2 separate regions of the Mus musculus genome follow, and region 1 is linked to region 2. The links are chromatin loops, found by intact Hi-C in ENCODE. Cell type or tissue: left cerebral cortex. All regions are shown on one strand. Links, peaks and the distances in the headings refer to the core of each region. The heading gives the core; the rest is flanking DNA. Region 1 overlaps Msh2 (mutS homolog 2). Region 2 has its middle 78 kb from the start of Gm41649.

Evidence for each region. Hi-C counts contacts between places; a loop is a spot of excess contacts. Peaks named below come from ENCODE experiments on the same cell type or tissue, not always from the same donor. Only the 100,000 strongest peaks of a DNase experiment are listed, where the experiment ranks them.
Region 1: a loop joins it to region 2, with 2.9 times the contacts of the local background. A loop is called at or near these places in 5 of 42 quality-filtered maps.

The regions. Positions count from the first base shown.
Region 1 is chr17:87,688,060-87,696,059 of GRCm38, reverse strand. Msh2 (mutS homolog 2) reads right to left here. Exons shown (of 16, transcript NM_008628.3): 7 at 6,919-7,118. Among named protein-coding and RNA genes, the nearest start is that of Msh2, 20 kb to the right of the region's middle. In left cerebral cortex, for the core only: a CTCF peak has its summit at 3,940 (motif pointing left); a DNase peak (open chromatin) is centred at 3,929.
Region 2 is chr17:87,870,604-87,888,030 of GRCm38, reverse strand. No RefSeq gene overlaps it. Among named protein-coding and RNA genes, the nearest start is that of Gm41649, 78 kb to the right of the region's middle. In left cerebral cortex, for the core only: CTCF peaks have their summits at 5,228 (motif pointing left) and 10,021; DNase peaks (open chromatin) are centred at 10,130, 10,434, 11,571, 11,755 and 2 more places; H3K27ac peaks cover 307 bases.

The DNA of each region.
Region 1 (8,000 bases), core at 1-8,000, 190 kb after region 2:
GCTGGCGCTAGCCCGGGCATGCTGCTCTGTGGCTTTCTCATCCTCAGCACAGCCCTGTCCTGAGCCCTGTCCTTGTCTGCACAAGGTAGTGACGATGACAACTACCCAGAGGATAGGTGCGTGCCTGAGACGACACAGCAACAGGCAGTGCCCCACGCCGAACAGTCACTATACACTACACCACAAAAAACAGCTGTTGCAGATGTGAGGCTCCTGTCATCCTCGGTGTCCCCTACCCTCTCTAATGCAGACCTCCTGGAATCTTCATGACCACCCTCAGCCTCCTTCCCTGAGTTTTAACCTCCACTGAACCTTAGTTGCCAATTTCCAACTGGATTTTTAAAGACTGCATTCTCCATTAACTACCACAGCCTGGAAAGCCCTGCAAAAGCTAAGGCAAGGCCCACAGACCCCTTGACATCAAGGCAGAGCATGGACACAGGTCATCGTTTCACCTTTTTCGCATTCCCAAAACAGGTAATGAAGGTGCACAGTATTAGACAACCGTGTCTGTTACCAGTCAAAAGATCCACCACACTCTGAAATCATTTAACAGCTTTTGGAGTTATCCTAAAGTTTCATTTAAACTCAGCATTCCAGGTTGGCGAGATGGCTCAGTGGATACAAGCATAAATTGTTCTTGCAGAGGACCCAGGTTCAACGTTGAGACCCACACTGGGCAGCTCACAGTTTAGCTGTAACCCCAGCTCCAAGGGTTTCAGACTCTGGCCTCCATGGGCACCTATAGTCGCATGTCAACAGACCCACATATCCATAATTACAAATTTAAAATACAGATTCATTATTCTGAAATTGAAGCAAGAGTAGGCCTTTCATTCCTCTCTTAGAAACAAGGCTGTAACTATGTTGTATAAAAATCGATGTTCCTGCCTCGGCCTCCTGAGCAGCTGGGATACAGAATTAAACTACCACAGCCAACTTGTCAGCATCCCCCCCTCCCCTTTAGATTTAGTTATCTTTAATTTTATATAAAATGCATCCTTGGTGCCCACAGAAGTCAGAAGAGGTTATCAGATACCCTAGAACTGGAGTTTGGAATGGTTGTGATGGCCACAGAAGCTGGAAATCAAACCTGTCCTCTGCAAAAGCAACAAATGCTCTTACACGCTTAGCCGGCTCTCTCTCCATCTTACACGCTTAGCCAGCTCTCTCTCCACCTTACACGCTTAGCCGGCTCTCTCTCCATCTTACACGCTTAGCCGGCTCTCTCTCCATCTTACACGCTTAGCCGGCTCTCTCTCCACCTTACACGCTTAGCCGGCTCTCTCTCCACCTTACACGCTTAGCCGGCTCTCTCTCCATCTTACACGCTTAGCCGGCTCTCTCTCCATCTTACACGCTTAGCCGGCTCTCTCTCCATCTTACACGCTTAGCCGGCTCGCTCTCCACCTTACACGCTTAGCCGGCTCGCTCTCCACCTTACACGCTTAGCCGGCTCGCTCTCCACCTTACACGCTTGGCCGGCTCGCTCTCCACCTTACACGCTTAGCCGGCTCTCTCTCCACCTTACACGCTTAGCCGGCTTTCTCTCCATCTTACACGCTTAGCCAGCTCTCTCTCCATCTTACACACTTAGCCGGCTCTCTCTCCACCTTACACGCTTAGCCGGCTCTCTCTCCAGTCCTTACACGCTTAGCCGGCTCTCTCTCCATCTTACACACTTAGCCGGCTCTCTCTCCACCTTACACACTTAGCCGGCTCTCTCTCCATCTTACACGCTTAGCCGGCTTTCTCTCCATCTTACACGCTTAGCCGGCTCTCTCTCCATCTTACACACTTAGCCGGCTCTCTCTCCAGTCCTTACAATCTTTCTAAATGCATTAACTAAGGAGCTGGAGAGTTAACACTGTACGCTGCTCCCGCAGAGGACCCAAGTTTAGTTCCAAGAACCCACACTAGGCAGCAAACAACTACATTTACTCTAGCTCCAGGAGACCTGATATCTTACTGTCTCTTCCGAAGGGAAGGAGGGACAGAGGGACAGACAGATGGACGCACGCATACACAATTTAAATGCATTAATTACAAGTGTGAGGCAGGTGGATTTCTGAGTTCGAGGCCAGCCTTGTCTACAAAGTGAGTTCCAGGACAGCCAGGGCTATACAGAGAAACCTTGTCTCGAAAAACCAAAAAAAAAAAAAAACCAAAACCAAAAACAAAAACAAAAACTCAAGTGTATGGCTCTGTATCAAGGTTTTGTATCTTGATAACTACACTTCAATACAATTAGTTTCTTTTCTCCTTGTTTTATTTCATATGTTTAAAACCATTATTCTGAAAATAAGTTTTATTAGAAGCCAAAACAGCCTGTGTAGCACAAAATGAAACAAAGTTACAAACACTAGATACACAGCTGCGGAAAGGGCTTCAGACAGAGGTTAAGAGGGCTGACTGCTCTTCCAGAGGGCCTGGGTTCCATATCAGCACCACATGCCAGCTCACAACTATCTATAACTCCAATTACAGAGTACTGGATGCCCTGTCTGGAACTCTGCAGGCTAAGGCAACTTGGTTTTGTCTTTTAATTTTAAGGAGAGAGAACACACACTAGCAGGCCTCAGCTCTACCACTCTCCCCTTATTTTCTAGCACTGTGACTAATCACTTCACCTCACTTCATGACTTCAACATGTCTAACCCCTGCTAGCCTTAAACGCATCACTGGCTGATACAGTGAGGCTCCCCAGCCTCTCAAATCCTAGAAGCTGGCTGTTTCTCTGACTTTCTTTTGTTTTCTTTTCTTCTTGTTTGTTCTGGCTTTTGAAACAAGGTCTCATTCTGTAGCCCAAAATTTATGTAGCTCAGAATTTATGGCAATCCTCCTGCCTCAGCATACTAAGTTTGGGAATTATGGGTATCAGCCACTATATACAGCATCAGTAATTTCTCTTTCTTCACATTTTAAAGCCTTAAGTGCACAGGTGCTTTGCCTGTCTGTCTGTCTGGCATCACTGACATGTTTGGTACCCAAGGAGGCCAGAAGACAGTGTCAGATCCCCTGGGCCTGATTTACAGATGGCTATGAACCATGCTGGTGCTGGGAATCAAACCCAGGTCCTGTGGAAGAGCACCCAGTGCTCTTTTAAGTGTTGAGCCATCTCTGAGCCTTCTCAGCATCTCTCATGCTTGCTCAGTAAGGGTCTTGGATGTCAAAGATCACCCAAGGAATTGTGAACTTCTTAAATTAACTGAAGCATGAAGTGTCAGGCCTGGAGAGATAAACAAACTGAAGACACCCCACGCCCATAGATTGGCAGAATACTGTGAAAATGGCTACATTAAGCAACCAAAAAGACTCAATGCACTCTCTATCAAAATTCCATTTGCATGTGGCTGGTGAGATGCTCAGTAGTTAAGAGCACTGGCTGCTCTTCCAGAGGGTAAGGGTCCAATTCCCAGTACCCTCACAGGGGCTGACAAGCAGGGTTAGGGTTTGGTTTAGGGTCAGGGTCAGGGTCAGGGTTAGGGTTAGGGGTCTGTAACACCAGTTTCAGGCACAGATAGACATGAAAATACACATAAAATAATAACTTTTCAAAGTAGTTTACAAAGTCCGAACAGATAAGTTAGACATAAAATAATCTGTATGTCTGCGTGAGTTATCTTAATCTGCTGGAAACGTGTCCAATGTAGAACATCGTTATTTTATATTTTACCCTGGAACATTTGAGATAGACATGAAAATCCCTGTTTCTAGATGTGAGGGTGATCTGGCTGGACAGGCATCACCCCGCTCCATGGGGTCAACTAAAGCCACGCAGTCACCTTCCCAAAGATAGGAAAACTGCTTTTGTTGAGGACCTCTGTGCAGCTAACTCCATTACCCAGCTAGAACCTCCCAATAAGCTGGCAAGTATCTTACAGAGAAAAACTGTAACCAATGCAAATGCCCTCCCTTTCCAAGCTGCTGCTGCCCCCTGCTGTCTGTGAACACACCTGACTCTTGCTGTTCTCTGGACTAAAAAGCAAGCTTAGAATGAGTCAAAACCGAAAACATCACAGGAGGACAAATTATCTGTAACATCTCAAAATAATGGATGCTAATATACTTTTTAAAGCACGGTAAATTCCGCACACTAAAGAACTGTGCTGAGCTCTTTAAAAATAATGGGGATGGGAGGACCCACAGAAGGAAACCGGGAACACGGAACATAAAACAAGATGTCTTCTTAAAGTTTATAAGCTCAGGCTGCGTGTGTGTGTGTGTGTGTGTGTGTGTGTGTGTGTGTGTGTGGTGTGCGCGCTCGCTGGCTACATCTATCAACAAACAGGCACCTTAGCACCTGTCAGCCCAGCCCTGCGGTCAGGGTCAGAAGCAGATGTGTAAGCAGAGGATGAAGAAGTGCAGGCTTTTAGAACCGGGAGCCGAGAGAGGAAGATGCACTCATACCAAAAGCGATTCAGACTAGGACTTGTTTTTTCTAGTCAGTCAGTCAGTCAGTCAGTCAGTCAGTCGTCAGTCAGTCAGTCTTACTTTTTGAGAAAGAGTCTCTCTACACAGTACTTGCTATCTTAGAACTTCCTATGTAAACCAGGCCGGCCTCAAACTCTGCCGCCTCTCATGACCAGATCTGTGCTGAGGGAATAGGGCAAACATGAACACTTAAATGTGCTAAATCACAGAAAGGGAGAATTAAAAATAAATAAATAAATAAATAAATAAATAAATAAATCACACAAGCTGGGCACAGTTGTGCAGTGCTTTTACCTCAGCAGGGCAGGTCTTCGTGAGCTTGAGACCAGCCTTGCTTATACAGAATTCCAGGCCACCCAGGGAGGGCTTCATAGGACACTGTGTCAATCGATCAATCAGTGAGTAGATGAGTAAATAATGAGTAATTAATCGTGTACTAGGTGACTTACTAGGAAACAAAAGGCTATCTATCTGCTACTGTACAGTGGGAGATACATGAAAGCAGAAAGCCCCAAACAGCTGCTGTGTGCTGAGGCCTTACTGCTTAGAGCGGCCCAGTCAGAGCACATCCCTAATTCCTGCTGAAACCAGACAAAATGATATAAAAAGGAAACAAGCAGATGCTACACATTTATGTGATGGGGAAACTGAGGCACGAGGAGCAGAAATTCGTAGTCACAGAGTGGAGGAATCAGGTTTTCATTCTGTCTCTTTTGTATATGAGCCATGCTGTGTGTGCAGACCAGGAGCCCTGCAGGAGTCAGCCCTTCCACTGCATGGGTTCTAAGATCACTGGGGTCCCAGGCTCAGTGATGAGCTTGTACCACCGGTTGGCACATCTAACCAACCGAGAGGAGGAGTGTTTCTACAAAGGTCCTTTGAGAAAATAAGAACCCTTTGTAAAGTATCATCTTTCCCACGTGTTTGTATGAGCGTGTGTCCACACGCTCAGATGCGAGCGGATGCACATCCAAGTGAAGGCTGCTGTCAGGAAGCTTCCAGACTGCTCTTCCCCACGGCAGTCTCGAGGGAAGGTCTCTCTCCCTCTCTGTTTTAAAGATGTATTTATTTTATGTATGTCAGTCTACTGCTGCTGTCTTCAGATCCACCAGAGGGAGTTGAACTCAGGACCTCTGGAAGTGCTCTAAAAACTGCGGAGCTTTTCTCTGGATCCCGAACCCACAAGGTCTCCTAGTTGAAACTAGAGCTCACTGATGTGATGAGTCTTGCTAGCCAGGTTGGAGCTTCAAAGATCCCGTCTCCACCTGGAACTATGAGCACCCCAACTTCAGTCCAGGCCTGTGTACCAAGTGCTTAAACTCCTTAGCCCTCAGTTACCTTGGTGCCTCGGGCCCACAACATGGCTCAGTGGGTAAGGGGCTTGCTGTCAAGCATGGCTACCTGATTTCGGAGTTCTGTGACCCACAGGATAGAAGGAGAGAACCAACTCCCCAAAGCTGCCCTCCTGCTTCCGCACATTACACAAAATAAATTATTGTCACAACAAAACTCAATTTGTGTTCTGTCATCATGAAGCTGAATTTAAATTTGTCTGGAAAAGAAAGCAAATTTTCCCGTAACACTGACAGAGCTATTTTGAGATACTGGGTCTCATCGCTTATCAGCCATATAAGCAATCTACTGCCAAGCCCCTACGGGGTATGTTTTAATAGCTCTAAGAGTTGTTGATGTCTAATTCCAACTCAAAATGCTTTACATGTTAGATATTTAATAACTATACAAACTAAAATTAGTGTTGTAGAAACTTGCATTCAATCCAAGGAAGCTAAGGGGGAGACTGGGAAGATGGACGACTCAATGGCCAAAAGCACTAGTTCAGGACAAATGGGAATGACATCCAGATCTGCAGCACCCAGATGGAGTAAGACATGGCTGCCCCTCCCGATAACCTCACACTGAGGGGGGGGGAGTGGCAGAGTCCAAGAGCACACATCAACTGGCCATCGCCCAACTAGGAAAGCAAGCATCTGAACGGGAGAGAAACTCTCAAGTGTAGCTCTGGGCACGCGTACACATGGGTACACACGACCCATCTATATATGCAAAGCACGCTCATCTCCACAGTGCCCACACACACACCTTTGTCAAGGACATGATCTCACTCACATATATTCTATTAGATAACTATATGGACTTCCTTTTTATTGCGACATGATGTTGTGCAGTCTGGGCTGACCTTGACCTAGTAGGCCCAAACACGGGAAACACGGCAAACGTGGTGCTGGGAGGCCTTGCCCTCCCCCTTGCTAAATCATTACATTACACTCCTACAGCTAGCCACCAAGGTCCCTTTCCTTACTAGACCCCTGTCTGGGCCTGACTCAAAACAAACCTATTGGAAAGTGTAACATCCCCACAGACCTAACAGCACATTTGTTAGAACACAGGGAAGTAAAACGGGGTGAGGGAAAAATGGAAAAGCTAACGTAAAACAAAGCTGCTGGCTGGCTGACCGCACGATACCTTCGTATTTCTCCAGAGCCTGGATGACGCTGGGGAGCTGGTTAATACCCTGATACAGTCGGTAACAGTCTTGTAAATTCGCTGCTTGTCTCTGGAATTTCTTGGCAAGCCGGTTAAGGTCTGGAAACCGGCGAAGCAAATCCTCCTGTAAACTCTGCCTCAGTTCTGAATCCTCGACAAAAGCTTCCACTAAATTTAACCTGGAAAAAAAATAAATAAGTAACGTAAAATACACGAGTAAGTGATAAGATGGCTCAACAGGAGGGCACTTGCCACCGAGCTTGACAACTGAGTTCAATCCCCAGGAGGTCCACACGGCTGGGGGGAACTGACTCCCCACGCTGTCCTCTGACTTCCACATGTGCGGCAACAAGCCACCACACACACAAGTCACTATCCTCACCGCCTCTATCTCTTTAAGGCTGGAATTTTGTTACATGTGAGTATCACCATGGTTAGCTAAAGAAAAAAAAAATAACTTTAAAAGGGGAAGCGCAGGACTGGAGAGATGGCTCAGGAGTTAAGAGCAGCAACTGATCTTCCAGAGATCCTGAGTTCAATTCCCAGCAACCACATGGCGGCTTACAATGATCTATGATGGGATCCAATGCTCTCTCCTGGTTGTGTCTGAAGACAGCTACAGTGTACTTATAAACATAAAATAAATAAATAAATCGGAAGAGGAGGAGGAGGAGGAAGAGGAGGAAGAAGAGGAGGAGGAGAAAAAGGAGCAGAGTTACTTCCAGGACAGCCAGGGCTATACAGAGAAACTGTCTCAGGAGAGAGGGAGGGGAGGGGAGGGGAGGGGAGGGGAGGGGAGGGGAGGGGAGGGGAGGGGAGGGGAGGGGAGGGGAGGGGAAAGAAGAGGGAGAGAGAGTGTGAGCAATCTTCCACAAAACTCAGGCACAACAGACAGGTAAAGTAAGCCATGCTTGTATGCTAGCACCTGGGAGATGAAGACAGGAAGAACACGAAATCTGAGTTTGAGGCCAACCTGAGCTATGCAAGACCCGGACTTGAAGCAAAAAAAAAAGCAAAACACACTAGCACAAAACAAATCACAATGCTCCTTCAGTCTGGCC
Region 2 (17,427 bases), core at 5,047-13,046:
GGAGGTACACTTCATACTCATCAAAGGTAATATCTACCTAGATGAATTATCAATTCTGAATATCTATGCTCCAAATGCAAGGGCATCCACATTCATTAAGGAAACTTTGCTAAAGCTCAAAGTACACATTGCACCACACACAAGAATAGTAGGAGACTTCAACATCCCACTCTCATCAATGGACAGATCATGGAAAGAGAAACTGAACAGAGACACAGTAAAACTAAGGAAGTTATGAAACAAATATATTTAACAGATATCTATAGAACATTTAATCCTAAAACAAAAGGATATACCTTCTTCTCTGCACTTCATGGTACTTTCTCCAAAATTGACCATATAATCGGTCAAAGAACAGGCTTCAACAGATACAAAAATATTGAAATAATCCCATGCACCCTATCAGATCACGATGTACTACGGCTGATCTTCAATAACAACATAAATAATAGAAAGCCCACATACACGTAGAAGCTGAACAACATTCTACTCAATGATATCTTGGTCAAGGAAGAAATAAAGAAATTAAAGACTTTTTAGTGTTTAATGAAAAATGAAGCCAGGCCGGGCAGTGGTGGCGCATGCCTTTAATCCCAGCACTTGGGAGGTAGAGGCAGGCAGATTTCTGAGTTCGAGGCCAGCCTGGTCTACAGAGTGAGTTCCAGGACAGCCAGGACTATACAGAGAAACCCTGTCTCAAAAAAACCAATCAATCAATAAATAAATAAATAAGAAAAGAAAATGAAGCCAGAACATACCCAAACTTTTGGGACACAATGAAAGTATTCCTAGGAGGAAAAATAGCTCTGAGTGCCTCCAAAAAGAAACTGGAGAGAACATACACTAGCAGCTTGACAGCACACCTAAAAGCTATAGAACAAAATGAAGCAAATTCACCCAAGAGGAGTAGACAGCAGGAAATAACCAAACTCAGGGCTGAAAACAACCAAGTGGAAACAAAAAGAACTATATAAAGAATCAACAAAATCAGGAGCTGGTTCTTTGAGAAAATCAACAAGATAGATAAACCCTTAGCCAGACTAACTAGAGGGCACAGGGACAGTATCCTAATTAACAAAATCAGGAATGAAAAGGGAGACATAACAACAAAATCTGAGGAAATCCAAAAAAATCATCAGACCTACTACAAAAGGCTATGGAAAATCTAGTTGAAGTGGACAATTTTCTAGACAGATATCAGGTACCAAAGTTAAATCAGGATCAGATTAACGATCTAAACAGTCCCATAACCCCTAAAGAAATGGAAAGAGTCATAAACAGTCTCCCAACCAAAAAAAAAAAAAAAAAAAAAAAAACCCAGGACCAGACAGGTTTAGTTCAGAGTTCTATCAGACCTTCAATGATGACCTAATACCAATATTCCTCAAACTATTCCACAAAATAGAAAGAGAAGGCACTCTACCCAATTAATTCTATGAAGCCACAATCACTCTGATACCTAAACAACACAAAGACCCAACAAAGAAAGAGAACTTCAGACCAAGTTCCCTTATGAATATCGATGCAAAAATATTTAGTAAAATTCTTACAAACTAAATTCAAGAACACATCAAAACAATCATCCATCATGAACAAGTAGGCTTCATCCCAGGGATGCAGGGATGGTTCAATATACAGAAATCCATCAATGTAATCCACTATATAAACAAACAAACAAACAAACAAACAAAAAATCATACGATCTTCTTCTCATTAGATGCTGAGAAAGCATTTGACAAAATCCATGATAAAAGTCTTGGAAAGATCAGGGATTCAAGGCCCATACCTAAACATAATAAAAGCAACATACAGCAAACCAGTAGCCAATATCAAACTAAATGAAGAGAAACTTGAAGCAATCCCACTAAAATCAGGGATTAGATAAGGCTGCCCATTTTCTCCCTACCTATTCAATATAGTACTTGAAGTCCTAGCCAGAGCAATTAGACAACAAAAGGAGATTAAAGGGATACAAAATGGAAAGGAAGAAGTAAAATATCACTATTTGCGGATGATATGATAGTATATATAAGTGACCCCAAATATTCCACCAGAGAACTCCTAAAGCTGATAAACAACTTCAGTGAATTAGCTGGGTATAAAATTAACTCAAACAAATCAGTGGCTTTTCTCTACACAAAGGATAAACAGGCTGAGAAAAAAATTAGGGAAACAACACCCTTACAATAGTCACAAATAATATAAAATAACTTGGTGTAACTCTAACTAAGGAAGTCAAAGACCTGTATGATAAGAACTTCAAGTCTCTGAAGAAAGAAATTGAAGATCTCAAAAGATGGAAAGAGCTGGGCCGTGGTGGCACACGCCTTTAATCCCAGCATTTGGGAGGCAGAGGTAGGCAGATTTCTGGGTTCGAGGCCAGCCTGGTCTACAAAGTGAGTTCCAGGACAACCAGGGCTATACAGAGAAACCCTGTCTCAAAAAAACCAACCAAACAAAAAAAGATGGAAAGATCTCCCATGCTCATGGATTGGTAGGATTAATTATAGTAAAAATGGCCATATTGATGAAAGCAATCTACAGATTCAAAGCAATCCCCATTAAAATTCCAACTCAATTCTTCACAGAGTTAGAAAGGGCAATTTGCAAATTCATCTGAAATAACAAAAAACCCTAGAATAGCAAAAACTTTTCTCAACAATAAAAGAACCTCTGGTGGAATCACCATCCCTGACCTCAAGCTTTACTACAGAGCAACAGTGATAAAATACAAACACACAAACAAACAACTGTATGGTACTGGTACAGAGATAGACAGGTAGATCAATGGAATAGAATTGAAGACCCAGAAATGAACCCACACACCTGTAGTCACTTGATCTTTGACGAAGGAGCTCAGTGGAAAAAAGACAGCATTTCCAACAAATGGTGCTAGTTCAACTGACAGTTAGCATGTAGAAGAATACGAATTGATCCATTCTTATCTCCTTGTACTAAGGTCAAGTCTAAGTGGATCAAGGAACTCCACATAAAACCAGGGACACTGAAACTTATAGAGGAGAAAGTGGGGAAGAGAGCCTCGAACATATGGGCACAGTGGGAAAATTCCTGAACAGAACACCAATGGCCTGTACTGTAAGATCAAGAATTAACAAATGGGACCTTATAAAATTGCAAAGCTTCTGTAAGGCAAAGGACACTGTCAATAAGACAAAAAGGCAAAAAAAAAAAAAAAAAAAAAAAAAAGGCAACCAACAGATTGGGAAAAGATCTTTACCAATCCTAAATCCAATAGAGGGCTAATATCCAATATATATAAAAAGAACTCCAGAAGTGAGACTCCAGAGAACCAAATAGCCCTATTAAAACCTGAAGCACAGAGCTAAACAAAGAATTCTCAACTGAGGAATACCAAATGGCTGAGAAGCACCTAAAGAAATGTTCATCATCCTTAGTCATCAGGGAAATGCACATCAAAACAACCCTGAGATTCCACCTCACACCAGTCAGAATGGCTAAGATCAAAAACTCAGGTGACAGCAGATGCTGGCAAGGATGTGGAGAAAGATGAACACTCTTCATTGCTGGTGGAATTGCAAGCTGGTACAACCACTCTGGAAATCAGTTTGGCGGTTCCTCAGAAAATTGGACATAAGCAATACCACTCCTGGGCATATATCCAGAAGATGTTCCAACATGTAATAAGGACACATGCTCCACTATGCTCATAGCAGCCTTATTTATAATAGCCAGAAGCTGGAAAGAACCCAGATGTCCTCCAACATGGAATGGATACAGAAAATGTGGTACATTTACACAATGGAGTACTACACAGCTATTAAAAACAATGAATTCATGAAATTCTTAGATAAATGGATGGATCTGGAGGATATCATCCTGAGTGAGGTAACCTAATCACAAAAGAACACACATGATATGCACTCACTGATAAGTAGATATTAGCCCAGAAGCTCGGAATTCTCAAGATACAATTCGCAAAACACATGAAACTCAAAAAGAAGACCTAAGTGTGGATACCTCGCTCCTTCTTAGGAGGGAGAACAAAATATACATGGAAGGAGTTACAGAGACAAAGTGTGAAGCGGAGACTGAAGGAATGATCATCCAGAGACTGCTCCACCTGGGGATCCATCCCATAAACAACCACCAAACCCAGACACTATTATGGATATCAACAAGTGCTTGCTGACAGGAACCTGATATAGCTGTCTCCTGAGAGGTTCTGCCAGTGCCTGGCAAATACAGAAGTGGATGCTCACAGCCATCCATTGGAAGGAGCACAGGGTCCCTAATGAAGGAGGTAGAGAAAGTATCCAAGGAGCTGAAGGGGTCTGCAGCCCCATAGGAGGAACAACAATATGAACTAACCAGTATCTCCAGAGCTCCAAGGGACCAATCCACCTTCCAAAGAAAACACATAGTGGGACTTGTGGCTCTAGTTGCATATGCAGCAAAGGATGGCCTAGTTGGTCATCAATGGGGGGAGAGGCCCTTGGTTCTGTGAAGGTTCTATGCCCCAGTATAGGGGAATGCCAGGGCCAGGAAGAGAGAGTGGGTGGATTGGTGAGCAAGAGAGGGGAGGGGGGAAGGGATAGGGGATTTTCGGAGGGGAAACTAGGAAAGTGGTAACATTTGAAATGTAAATAAAGAAAATATCTAATAAAGAAAGATAAAAAAAAAGAAATCCAAGACAAATAAGGTTGATCATTGCGTTGTTCTCTTAAAGGTGGGTTAAACAGACAGGCTTAGTATTCTGTAGGACAACAGTCTTAAGTAAGTCTCAAATAACTTCAAATAATAGTTAATAACTATTATTAACTCAGCTGTGAGCTCTAGCAAAAAAAAATCCCACTCTTTTAGAAGATAAGAGATATATTTTTAACATACTTAATGCATTGCTGTAACTAAGCCCTAGGTTGTTGGTAGACATGGAGGACCCCCCCCCCAAAAGTCTCACAGATACAGAGGGCCCCTCCAAAGCCTCACAGATACAGAGGACCCCACCAAAGTCTCACAGACCCCAATTCCATAGTCTCAAAGCAGGAATAAAGTAAATCTTTTTTCATTTGGTTTTCTAAGACAGGGTTTCTCTGTGTAGCCCTGGCTGTCCTAGAACTCACTCTGTAGACCAGGATGGCCTCACTGAGATCAGCATGCCCCTGCTGGGATTAAAGGCATGCACTACCACTGCCCTTCTGGGCAGTGACTAGCCCTGCAGTTTCTGGTGCCCCCTAGTGGGGTTGAGTTGCCAGCTCTCACAGTATCTGCCTGTCTGTCTGGCATGAACAGAGTTCACAGTGCTGATAAGGATGGAATGGGGAAATGGTATTCTCTGCCCTATCTTCATGGCTCGTCAGGCCCTTCTTGGCCCCCAGAGAGTTCAGCTTGAACAGAGATCCAGCTGAAACCACCCATGAGGACAAAGAAAGCAGCTCCAGGCCCTTAACCCACCCTAGAACTGGCGTATAGGTGGGTGGGCTAGTAATAAGGGTCTTCTTCCAAAGAAGGCGGTCAAGGCACAGAGTACTGCCTCTGGTATGTCAAATTCTTCATCTAGTGTCCTCTTCTGTCAGGGTTTCAAAGTGAGACCCTAGGCTCACCTGCTCTGTAGTCCTTAAGGACAGGTATGTTAGCATTGCCACAGGCCAAGCAGTTTTTGCCTCCCATTTTTCTCTCCCAAAGGCTTGCTTCTAGGGATCTATCAGTATTGGCTTTGGGGTATAATTCAGTAGATTCAGAAAGCTCTTGGTTATCAAGCTGAGTTTAAAAAAAATCCCAAGGCTTTGGGAGCCGCACTGTCAGGATGCATCTGTAGAGGTAGCAGAATAAAGATCTCGGTGGCCCTGCATGTGGCCCTGCTTCATGCAAAGGCCTGTATCCCTTCACAGTCAGGGGATGCTCTAGGGAGGCAGGCCTCAGAGTCCTTATGCACGCTGACTATAAACAGTTACCTCTCTGCTCCCCCTTCCCGAGGACTGGGAATCCCCTCCATAAGTTTTCAGGGGCACACTTGTGAAGGGTTAAAAGATAGGGCACATGGGGCTGGAGAGATGGCTCAGTGGTTAGGAGCAACTTAATTTCCCAGCACCCACATGGCAGCTCACAACAGTCAACAGTCTCTAATTTCAGTTCCAGGGAATCTGACATCCTTTGCCTCCACTGGCACTGCACACACACACACTCACATGCACATGTGTGTGTGTGTATGAGTGCATGTACACATGTGTGCACACATGCTTTTGTGTGTGTGTAGTGGTAGTTGATTAATCAGCTCTACTTGTCCAGTGGTGGAGGTGCAACTTCCTTGCTACTGCCCCAATGTTGTGGATTCTCAAATGAAAGACACACACACACACACACACACACACACACACGTACACATTCACACACAGCCTTATGTTTACTATGCCTTAAACAACTCAATGGCTGGGCACTTCCAAACTTCCCTGAAGCTAACACACTCTCCCCTCCGATATTCCTGAATTATCACTTACTGAAATTAAACTTATATTCCATCTTGGCCACCCCAGACCCAGGCCTGCAGCCCCACTGAGCCACGATCTCCAACTCTTACATGTTGGCTGTCTCTCTTCTGCTTCTCACACTTGATCTTTCTGCTTCCCAGCATGATGGTTCTGCCTTTCTTTCTCTCTCCTGCATCTCTCCTAAAAGTCTCTCCTCTGTCTCTCTGCCAGGCTGTTGGCTGCTGGTAACTTTATTTACCAATCAAAGCCAACTGGGGGCGGGGACCTTCTGCATCTTACAGGCAGACGTGTGAATCCCCACGTAATTTTAAGAACCCAATTAACATAATACAAGCAATAAGCCAAAACATATACAAGCAATAGCTCAAATTCTGTGAGCTATGTATATATATGTATGTATGTATGTATGTATATATGCATATGTATGTATATGTCTATATATGTATGTGTCTATATATGTATATATGTGTATATATATATGTGTGTGTGTGTGTGTGTGTATGTGTGTGTGTGTGTGTACACACACAGACACTTGTACATAAGATAAGTAAATAAACTTCAAGAAGTAAGGCATTGGAAGACAGTCTGTGGTAGCCAGTCCTCTTAGTGTCTGGTGTCCATGTCTAGGGTAGTCGCATCAGTGTCTCTGCCTGTTAGGACTTTGCTGCCTCACCCTGAGCTGCGCTCCTAATTTCTGAGCTGCAAGCTGTATATTTAACTGAAGTGATTCTGTGAGCTACCCCACAAATACCACCAGATTCTTTTCCTGCTTAAACCTGCTGTAAGCAAGACTGTGATCAAGAAACACAGGATGAAGCATGTAACACGTGTCAAGAAACTGTTAGCTGCTGGCACCTGAGATTCCAGGTTGAAAAGTCTCAGAGACATACCCCACCCCATCCAACCGTGGCAGACAGTGATGGTCCTTGGACTTTTGGGTGTGTGCAGCCCACAAGTAATCTTAGAATGGAAGGTGTTTCCTCAGTGGTGACACCACACACACACATACACACACACACACACACACACACACACACCCTCTGCTCCACACCCCAGCAGAAGATAGACAGCTTGGAAGGAACAGCAGTAGGAAGGGTGTTGTGGGGTCACTCCACTTCCTGGCCATTGCTATTACTGATAAATAAAATGTGGTAGCTTTGTAGACTCCCAGAAAGCCCCAGAACACATTTTTCTATCTCTTCTCAAATCTAGGAGAGGCAACAATGAGGATTAATGTGCCACTGTCTGACAGAGGTTGAATGGTTGGCCAAGGTCTCTCAGGGCAGGGCAGAGTGAACTGGAGAAAGAGCAGAGGCCTGCAGCCTTTGGTTTTGGGCCACCCTGAGCAGCCTTTGTGCAGGCCAGACATGGAGGCAGCCCTTTCATGGACACACCTTTAATAGAAGCATAACAACCATATGAGTGCTCCTGCCAAGGTGAATGAAAGTCACATCCCCACCTGCACGGCACCCACGTCTTAAAACGGCCTTTGTGGGATGCCATTCAGTCCAGGGCCAGAGGGCCTTGGAGGTCCGTGGCATCTGGAGATGAGCCTAACAATGCTATTTCTAGTGCACCCTGTAGACATATTTCCATGCCAGTGTGGCAGGTGTGCATTCAAAGTTACCCTCGGCTGCCTCATTGGCAGTAATCCAAAACAGCCTGTGTGTCTTGGAATTGGGCAATGCTCACAGGTCAATGGAGCCTCTGCTGGAGCAGGCCCTCTACCACTGAAGCAGAAGGACCCCCCAAACACAGACTACAAACCCCGGCAGGCTGCCTTCCAATTATGTGTGTGTGCATGAGTGCATGTGTGTCTCTGAGAACACGAAGGCTGCAGACGGCTGAGATACCATCACAGCAGTGGCTTCAAGGGAGGTCTGAGTACTTGGGAGACCACGTGGGAGGAGAAATTTCCATAAAACATCCTTTGTTCCTTCTGAATGAGGCTGTAATCCCTAGTCAAAAAATGCCTACAATAGTCCTGAAGGTTTCTTTTTGTTTTTGCATTTGATTTACCTTAGGTACTGGGAACAAAATATAAGCTGTCAAGCATACAGAGCCTGCACCCTACCCAGCCTGTTGATGTACTGAGCCAAAAGGAGTAGATTTTAGAAGGTCAGGTTTCAGCCACTGGTGAGGACAGTTGGGGACTGGAGGCTTTCAGTCTGTTTCAGCTGCTGTAGGTGGTTGCTTTGTATCCAGACAAGAAGACCAAGAGGGAGAGGGGCTGGGGTACAGCTCAGCTGGACAGCATTTGCTTTATAAGCAGGAGACTGTGGGTTCAATTCCCACCATCCTAAAAAACAAACACATGGACACTATACAGAGGGAGGGTCCCTGCCAGGGGTCAGGAGCTTTCATGGTCTCTATTCCCAGGTGGGCCTGAATCACCCGTGAGGCACGCAGCTGATCACCATGCTGCTACAAAGGCAGAAGGGTCCAAGGGGAGCCCTGCTGTTCGAGCTATGCAGGTTCTTATCCCCCATGGCATAGCAGAGCTAGACGGGGTGGCTGACCCTCAGCTGGCAGATCGTCAGAAGATGACCCTTTCACAGGGTCACACATCAGATACCCTGCATGTCAGATCATGATCACAGTAGTGGCAAAATTACAGTTATGAAGTAGTAATGAAAATAACTTTATGGTTGGAGGCACTGCAACGTGAGGAACTGTGTTAAAGGGTTGCAGCATTAGGAAGGCTGAGAACCACTGCTCGAGGCAATGACCAGTCTGGATTCCTGCCGTGAGGGTTAGGGCTACATTTACAGGCAGTGTCCTGCCCTCCCAAGCTTGGCTTTAAATATATGCACACATTAGTTATGGGTCAAGAGGTAAAGCCACCTAATAAGCAGCTTATTGTCAGCTCCTCCCCCCAAAACTCAGGACAAATGGCTAACAGCGGTGTCTATTTAACAACCCAGGCTTCCAGGCGCTCTCTGTTCTCACCAAGCTCCTGTTAGAGTCCTGGTATCTCTGCATTTCTCACCACCCCAACCCCATCCTCCATTCCCTACCCCTACTCTCTGCCCTAAACTCTCCCCTCCCCTCCCCTCCCCTCCCCTCCCCTCCCCTCCCCTCCCCTTCCCTAAACTACCCTTCCTCTAGCTTCTCCTTTCTACATAAACCTGCCATTTAGGCCGTGCTTTCTTGGTTCTTCCGCTCTTGGCCATCTTTGCTCTCTTGGGTCTTCTCTTGGTCCTTCTTCCTCATATCTACCATAAGAACCTCTCTACAACAATACCTAGAATGGTCATGCCCTTTCTCATTTACTTATCAGACCCTTTCTCCCACAAAAAAAAAAGAGCTGCAGGTGACATGACAGGCCTCTGCCATGGGTTAGTTTCTGGCTTCCCAAAGGCTATGGCACCAGGAACCTCAGGATGTGATCTTATTTAGAATCAAGGACTCTGTCGATGTAATTAAATAAGACTGTTGTGATGAACACACAACACAGATTAGGTTGTGCCCTAAATCTACGCGAATGTCCCCAGAAGGGACAGGAAAGACACAGTCACAGGAAGGAAAAGCTGCCTGAGGATGGAGAGTTGGCGCCCCCTGTCTGCAAGCCAGGGGGCGTCAGAGAGCGCCGGAGCCAGTGGGAGTTAAGACCCAGGCCGCACAGCTCAGAGCCTCCCTCAGAGCTTCTAGAAAGAATGCGCCCCGAGAACACACCATTGTGGATCTCCCAGAAGTGAAGCGTCAGCGGAAGAGAGAACCTGGGTTCTGAAGACTACACAGGAACTTCTCGAGTTAATTAAAGGCTAGGCCTGCTGCTGTGTGACCCGCGAGAAGGAAGCTAGAGTGGTTTCTTTGCTTGAAGGAAAGTGTCCAGGGCCAGCCAGGCCACACTCCAGGTCCCGGGGGAGCAAGGGCATTGTCTACAGTTGCTGTGTCTCTAATGGGGAAGGTGTGTCTGTCCTGTCGCTAGGAAACAGGCAGCCAGGCCTGCAGGCTCTCAGCCTGGAGCGAAGGCAGATGGTGACAAGATTAAATAGTGCCTTTCATTTCAACATAGGAAATGTTTTCAATTCTCCTTTCTTCACGTCTCTAAAAAAAGGCAAGTGGCGGAAGCGCCCTACTGGAAATTTATTAACAAAAGCCCAGGCAGGCCCCAAAAAAGCAGACTTTTTCTTTTCAAGTATTTCCCCCAGGCAACCGGCAGTCGCGTCGAGGGTGGACGCCCTTGTTTTACACCAGGACTGCCATCCAGCTCCTGAGCTTTGAGTTCTCTCCATCATCTGGGAGGCGCTCCTCCCACCATTCCACAGATGAGATGGACAGGAACAAGTCCCCTCATCCTCGGGGATTCAGACACTACATATGTCACAGATAGTACATATGTTGTGGTTTTTTAAAAAAAATACATACCTATGATAAAGTTTAATGTTTAAGTTAGGCACAGGAAGGTGTAATGTCAGCACCCTGAACGCAAAGCAAAGAGGGTTACCCTGAGTTCCAGGACATCCTGGACTACATAGTGAGTCCTAGGTAGTGAGCCTGGGCTACATAGCAAGACCCTCTCTCAAGAATCAAACACTAAATATATAAACAATAATGAATTCAACACAGATTGATCAGGAACTAGGGTCACTGTAACAATACTGTTGAGTGCAGACCGCACCTGCCCCGCATGATTCTCCCATGGTCTTCGGGCTGTGCCTCGCCCTGAGAGAGTTCATTTTGGAGAAGGTTGGCTCTACCTTGGCGGGCATGTGGCATCACCAGTGTTGAAGGACAGACTGATGGAGGTTTTATCCCTGAGTGTGGAAAGGGTGTCACCCTGTACACTTGTCAAGGTGAACTGGGATTGTAGGAGCATGTGAGTGTGTTAAAATCGCACTCTGGACACACCGGGCTCAGGGATGTCCTGAGGCAGAGCTCCTTTATCTGAAGAGGAATTCTGTCTTACAATACCCCTCCCCCCAACTCACAGTCTGTTAGGTGACCATCCTCTGTGTATCAGGGGACAAAATAGTAGAGAACTCTCCACTGTACCAGGGACTTCCAGTTCAGCTCAGTCCCCACTGTTGCCTGTCTCCTCTGCAGCCAGACTCAGCTCCGAAGCTCCGCCTCTAACCGTGAGTCAGCAGCAGCCAGCCCTACAGTAGCACCCTCCAGCCCTGGTGACCTGCTCTGTCCCCAGGGTCCTGCTCTACCCCAGGTGACCAGCTCTATCTACTCACCTTGCACCTTGCCTCTCCATTGATTTCAGCTTCCCAGTTTTGGTTTCTCAAAACTCTTCACTCCGACTTCTTACAGGAATTCCATAAACATATGTCTGGCTGTCTCTGGAAATATGTTCCCTCTCCTACACCCAGCCACCCCCGCCCTCCACTGTATGTGATGTATGATCTAAGGGTTACTGTTAGTGATAAGAGAAGAATAAAAGAATGTGTGTCGGACCACAAGGGCAAGGACAGTGTGACTACCTGACAGATTGCTGCCAATGAAGCTACTGGATCTTCTGACAACAAATAGAAAGATAAATAGCACTCATGTGTCTGACAGAGCGCGCCCACGATAAATATACTGTAAACAGGGTGCTAGGTGAATGTAATCTCTCTTCATGGTCTCTCAAAATAGCTCATTGTATTATACTTGCCCTCTCTGTTCTTCTGATCATCCCTTGGCCTGGTGAGGCCACGCTGTGTGTACCTGGCCTGGTGTGCCCACACTGTGTGCACTACCCACCCACTTTCCTTTAGCCACCACGTATCAGATCAACCGTTATCATAGTTCAGAGCTTGTGATCACAGGCCATGCTAGCGCCCCAGCTCTCCGCCTCCTCTTCCCTAAACTCCTCCAGCTCACGGGCTTCTCTCCCTAGCTCCTCACCCTCCTTATGACCTGGCTAGGCTCTCTCTGCCTCCCTCCTCCCCACTTCCCCACTCTCCCTCTCTCTCTGTTCCTCCCTCTCTGTGTGCATGCTTCTCTCCTGGCCAGGTCCATCCTGCTGGCCATGTTCAGTCTACTACTTCTTCTCTGCATTCTTCCAGATGCCGCTGGATGCTCCCTCCCTTATGTCTACAATAAAAACCATCCCCTTAACCATACCATGGAAGGGTCATGCCATCCGTTTACACTGGGTAGTTCAACATCAACCATTAACAACCCTGATGTTTGGTGAGGGCACCAACCAGGTTTTTGCTGGAGAGCTGGTGGAAGTAGGTGAAGGAGCCCTTTGTAATGTTGCCAATCCTATCCAAGAGGGGACAGCCTCCCAAAGGTGCACCTTCTAACATCTCACACTGGGGACTAGGTTTCAACATGAGAATTTGTGTGGAGGTTCCTGGCATTGGAAAGTCAGAGGGAGGAGGAAGACCACGTTTGAGGCCAGTGTAGTCTGCACAGAGAGTTCCAGGTCTGCCAGGGATAGATGGCTAATGAGACCCTGTTTCAAAAACCAAAATTACAACAAACAGCAACAACAAACAAATAATTACTGGGGACATAACGCTGCTTTTACTCTGTTGCATGACATAACAGATCTCTGCAGCTCAGCGAGGAGCAGACAGTTTTGTTTTCCTTGCAAATTAGCTCGAGGCAAAGAACTAAGTAGATCCGGGAAAGATTAAACAGATGTCGGGTTAAGATACTAAAACTCAGAATCGGGTGGGTGTTGGTGTCTTCCTTGAACAGGTTATTGGATATAGCTGCAGGCTCCCTCTGGCCTGCCTGCCGGGTTGCTCAGTCCATAGCCTTAGCTGGCCAGGGCAATACTGCTCCTGCCTCCTCTCCAGACTATTGTGTGCTTTTAATACTATGAAGAACAAGGAAACCATTAGCAGTCATTAAGGTTCCTGGAGCCACATACCTAGAGTGAAGATGGATAAATGTGGGGCTGGGAAGGCACAGGACGGGAGACAAAGTGATGCATTGGGCTTTAACCACACCCGATGAGGAGCCTGGAGGGTGAGGACCTGGGCAATGTCCACAGATGAAGCCTTCCTGGCCACAGCTCCCTTGGTTCCTGTAACAGAATTACCATGCATGTCTACAGCTCCATTTCTTCCTAAGCGGTTTCAGAGCCAGAGTATCCCTTGATGCTTGGCTCCATTCTGAGAGGAGATGGAACAGGTGCTCCTGGGCCACGTGTGCATGGAGACTGTCTTAGTTAGGGTTCTACTGCTATGAACAGACACCATGACCACAGCAACTCTTATAAAGGACAGCATTTAATTGGGGCTGGCTTACAGGTTCAGAGGTTCATTCCATTATCATCAAGGCAGGAACATGGTGGCATCCAGGCAGACGTGGGGCTGGAGGAGCTGAGAGTTCCACCTCTTGTTCCAAAGGCAGCTAGCTAAAGGCTGTCTTCCAGACAGCTAAGATGAGAGTATTAAAGCCCATACCCACAGTGACACACCTACTCCAACAGGGAGTAGGGCCACACCTCCTAATAGTGCCACCCCTGGGTCGAGGGCACACAAACCATCACAGAGACAGTGAGACTTCTTCACCTTCACGTCCAGCCTTTGGGAGCAGTGTCAACTCTCCCTTGTCTCTCCTTTCCCAATGCCAGCCAGTTTCTAATTCTGCCCCTGTCTCTGCCTTCTGTGTCTCTCATTCAGAGTGTCCCTCATGCCAGCCCCTGATTCTGCTTTCTAATTCACTGTCGGGATCATTGCTATGCTTGTGGTGGTTCCTAAACAACTTGCCAAAACCAAATGTCAATAACTGACTTATAAATCCCCTGTGGCATGTGGGGTGCTGGACACTGGGAAATAAAGGGGGTAGGAGAGATAACCCATGTCCCACCAGAGCTCTAGGTCTCTGGGCGGGTGGATGCAGGGGACTGCTGCACGTCTGCCCCGAGCCAGAGGGAAAAGGGGCAGGGGGAGAAGGCGCTGGGTAGTTCCCACTCGGGTGAGAGTCTGGCTAGCTCAGGCTGCTAGCTCGGTGGGCAGCTTGGGTTTGGGGCCGTGGCTAGAGTGCAGGAAGGTCTCCCATTGGGAGGTTAGACAAGGCTCTTTAGGGGAAGGCCTATTTCATTGTTCTAACACACATGCACACACATATGCACACACATATGTACACATGTGCATGCATGCATGCACATATCTGCATACACACTTGCACAAGCATGCATACATGTACACAAGCATTCATGCATTCTTACACATGCACATGGACACACACACATCGCACATACATGCACGCACACGTGTGTGCATGCGTGTGCGAGCACACACATATAAAGAGAAGAGGAGTCACATCTATATCGGGCTGAAGGCTGGTCAAAGCAGGCTTCTTCCTGGAAGTTTTTATTTTATTTTTATTTTATTTTTATTTTATTTTATTTTATTTTAGAGAAGCCTTCAATGAGTAGCAATCTCCAGCTGACAGGAAAGGGACCAAGGAAGAGCACTGTGGGCATGTGCACATGACAAGCCCATAGACCTTAGGAGTAACCGGAGTAAACTGGGTGTCACTGGCATAGTTCTGTGACTCATGCTTGGTAGATGGATTCTAGTCTTGCTTTTAACAAAACCTTTAATTATTGATGTTGTTGTATATGGTATATGATGCTATATGACAGCTGAATACCAGAGGACAACTTTGTGAAGTTGGCTCTCAACTTCTATCTTTGGATGGGATCCGGGAAAAGAGCAGACAGAGGAACACTTGGTTGTAAGCACCTTTTCCCTCTGAGCCATCTTACTGGCTTCTGAAAGCTTTTCTATTTTTAGCTTTTTGAAAATAAATTACCCACATTGCTCATATAATCACATACATATCATAGCAAACTACTTATTCATGTGAGTAGAATGCTATATACATAGGTCACCATTAAAATTTTATAGGCATTTAATATTTGCTAATTTCAAGTTAGACATTTTTGTCTCTGAGAGCCAATGCGTTTTTTAACTCTGATTTCAAATATTTTCTGCAGGCCCAAGGCATACTGCCCATAAAGAGGCACCATGCCAACTGAAGTAGCTTTTCCAAAGCCATCTGGGGCAGTAAGGGAGGTGTCAGAGTTGGCGTGTGGCACCTCCAGAATGCCACACAAGCCCTTGGGGGTCATCCTGACACGCTGTGGTGAGGAGTGGTGGTGCTGGGCTCTGCAGCTGATGTCCACCTGCCACCTGGTACTAAATATAGCACAGGCACTGAGCCCTCTCTGCATGCAACCTCGGAGCTGGCTTAATTGGCTAGAATTGCCACAGAGGGAGGCTGTTAAGAAGAATTGAAAATGGACTTCTCCCCACAATCCTAGGGTGCTGAGGCGCATAATTAGACAATGGCTTTCTCCTGTCAGCAGCAAAACAATGATAGCAAAACAAGATAAATCCTTTGTTGCTTGCATGTTGACACTAGGCCAGGCGCAGCTGCCTAAGACTATTCACTTTTCTCAGGGACCCCATCACACAGGGAAGTTCTCTCAGGGTTCTGTTCCTTCAGGTAATAAACTAAATGTTTGTATTCATCCAGTGACACATGAAGTGACACAGGAATGCTAATGTCCTGACTCCAGCTAATGTCCATGTATTTTGATGGTGGCCCTTTAAGGAAGTAGTTATGGTTAAAGAAGTTGAGGTCATAAGGGTGCAGCCCAGACCCATAGGACTTGTCCTTAGATGACGAGATAAGCAAACTGGCTTCATCACGTGACGGTGGCAGAAAGAGCGTGGCGGTTTGTAAGCCGGAAGAAGCAGCTTCAGAATAAAGCCAGACTCACAAGCATTTTAGTATTGAACTTCCACCCCCCAGAGCTGTGAGAAATCACTGTCTGTTAAGTCATCAAGTGGGAGTTGGGAAGCTGCCTCAGTGGGTAAGGGTGCTTGCGGCACAAGCATGGAACTGAGTTCAAATCCTCAGCAGCCATGTGAAAAGCCTAGTGCTAGTGTGATGCCTGCAATCCCAACTCCCGGACAGGTGGGACACAGAGGAAAGTCACTGGGACGTGCTAGTCACCAGCCTACCCAAAAACTGTCACCCTCCAGGTGTCGTGAGGGACCCTGACTCTTAATACAGGGCAGGAAGCAATATAGGAGCATACATGATGTAGCATACATGATGTTCCACGGGCTTTTGTTGGGGGGGGTTCCCCCGCCCACACACGCATGCACTCATGCACATAGTTCCAAGTATCTGGTATTCTTTAGAGTACCAAGAGCTGACTTAGCGCCTTGCATCTGAAGTCTAAACCTGCATCACTGAGCCTGCCCCAGGCCTACACAGCAGCATTATAATTATATTATATTATATATGTTATAATTATACATAATATATTATAATTATAATTATAACAGGACCTGTGAGTTGTTTCTCGGCACCTCTGAGAAGTGTTTGGCCTTGTAAGGGAAGAATGGCCGAACTAGAGAGAGGTCTTTGGCTCTTCAGGAATGGGGGCTACAGAAGAGAGAACACTGTGACACGAGTGCTAGCTGACTTTCAGCCTCGTGGAAAAGGAGTTTTAGGGGATGATCCAGTGCTCTGAATTAGGCATCCTATTTGTATATGAATGGAGGTTGATACATGGTCACGATTTGTTCCAAATGAAGTGGTGTTGAAAGTGTGCCTGTGCCTTATCACAGACTTGGTAACATTTAGGTTTCTCTGCCCTCCATCTCATGCCCTTGAGTAGCTTAATCTTAAGCACCAACTCTAATCAGTTGATAATGACTATTTGGAATGCTGTACGAAGAAAGTTTCCAAGATCTCCTCAGGGAATCAGTGAAAGACGGAATCCTGATGGATTAGTAATGTCTGCTAGGGGACAAACATGGGAAGGGAGGGACAACCACAGATTGGATAATTTGGTAAGAAATGGTTTCACGTGTACTGCTAACATTCACATATTTATTATGTACTGTCATCTATTGTAAAACTAAGATTTCCTGACTTAACTAATCATAAAGGGGAAACAGGATGGCTGGGAAAGATGGACAAGAAGAGTGAGGAGGATTAGCCTCCCTGATAGTACCAGAGTCTATTGGTTTTCTGCTATGTC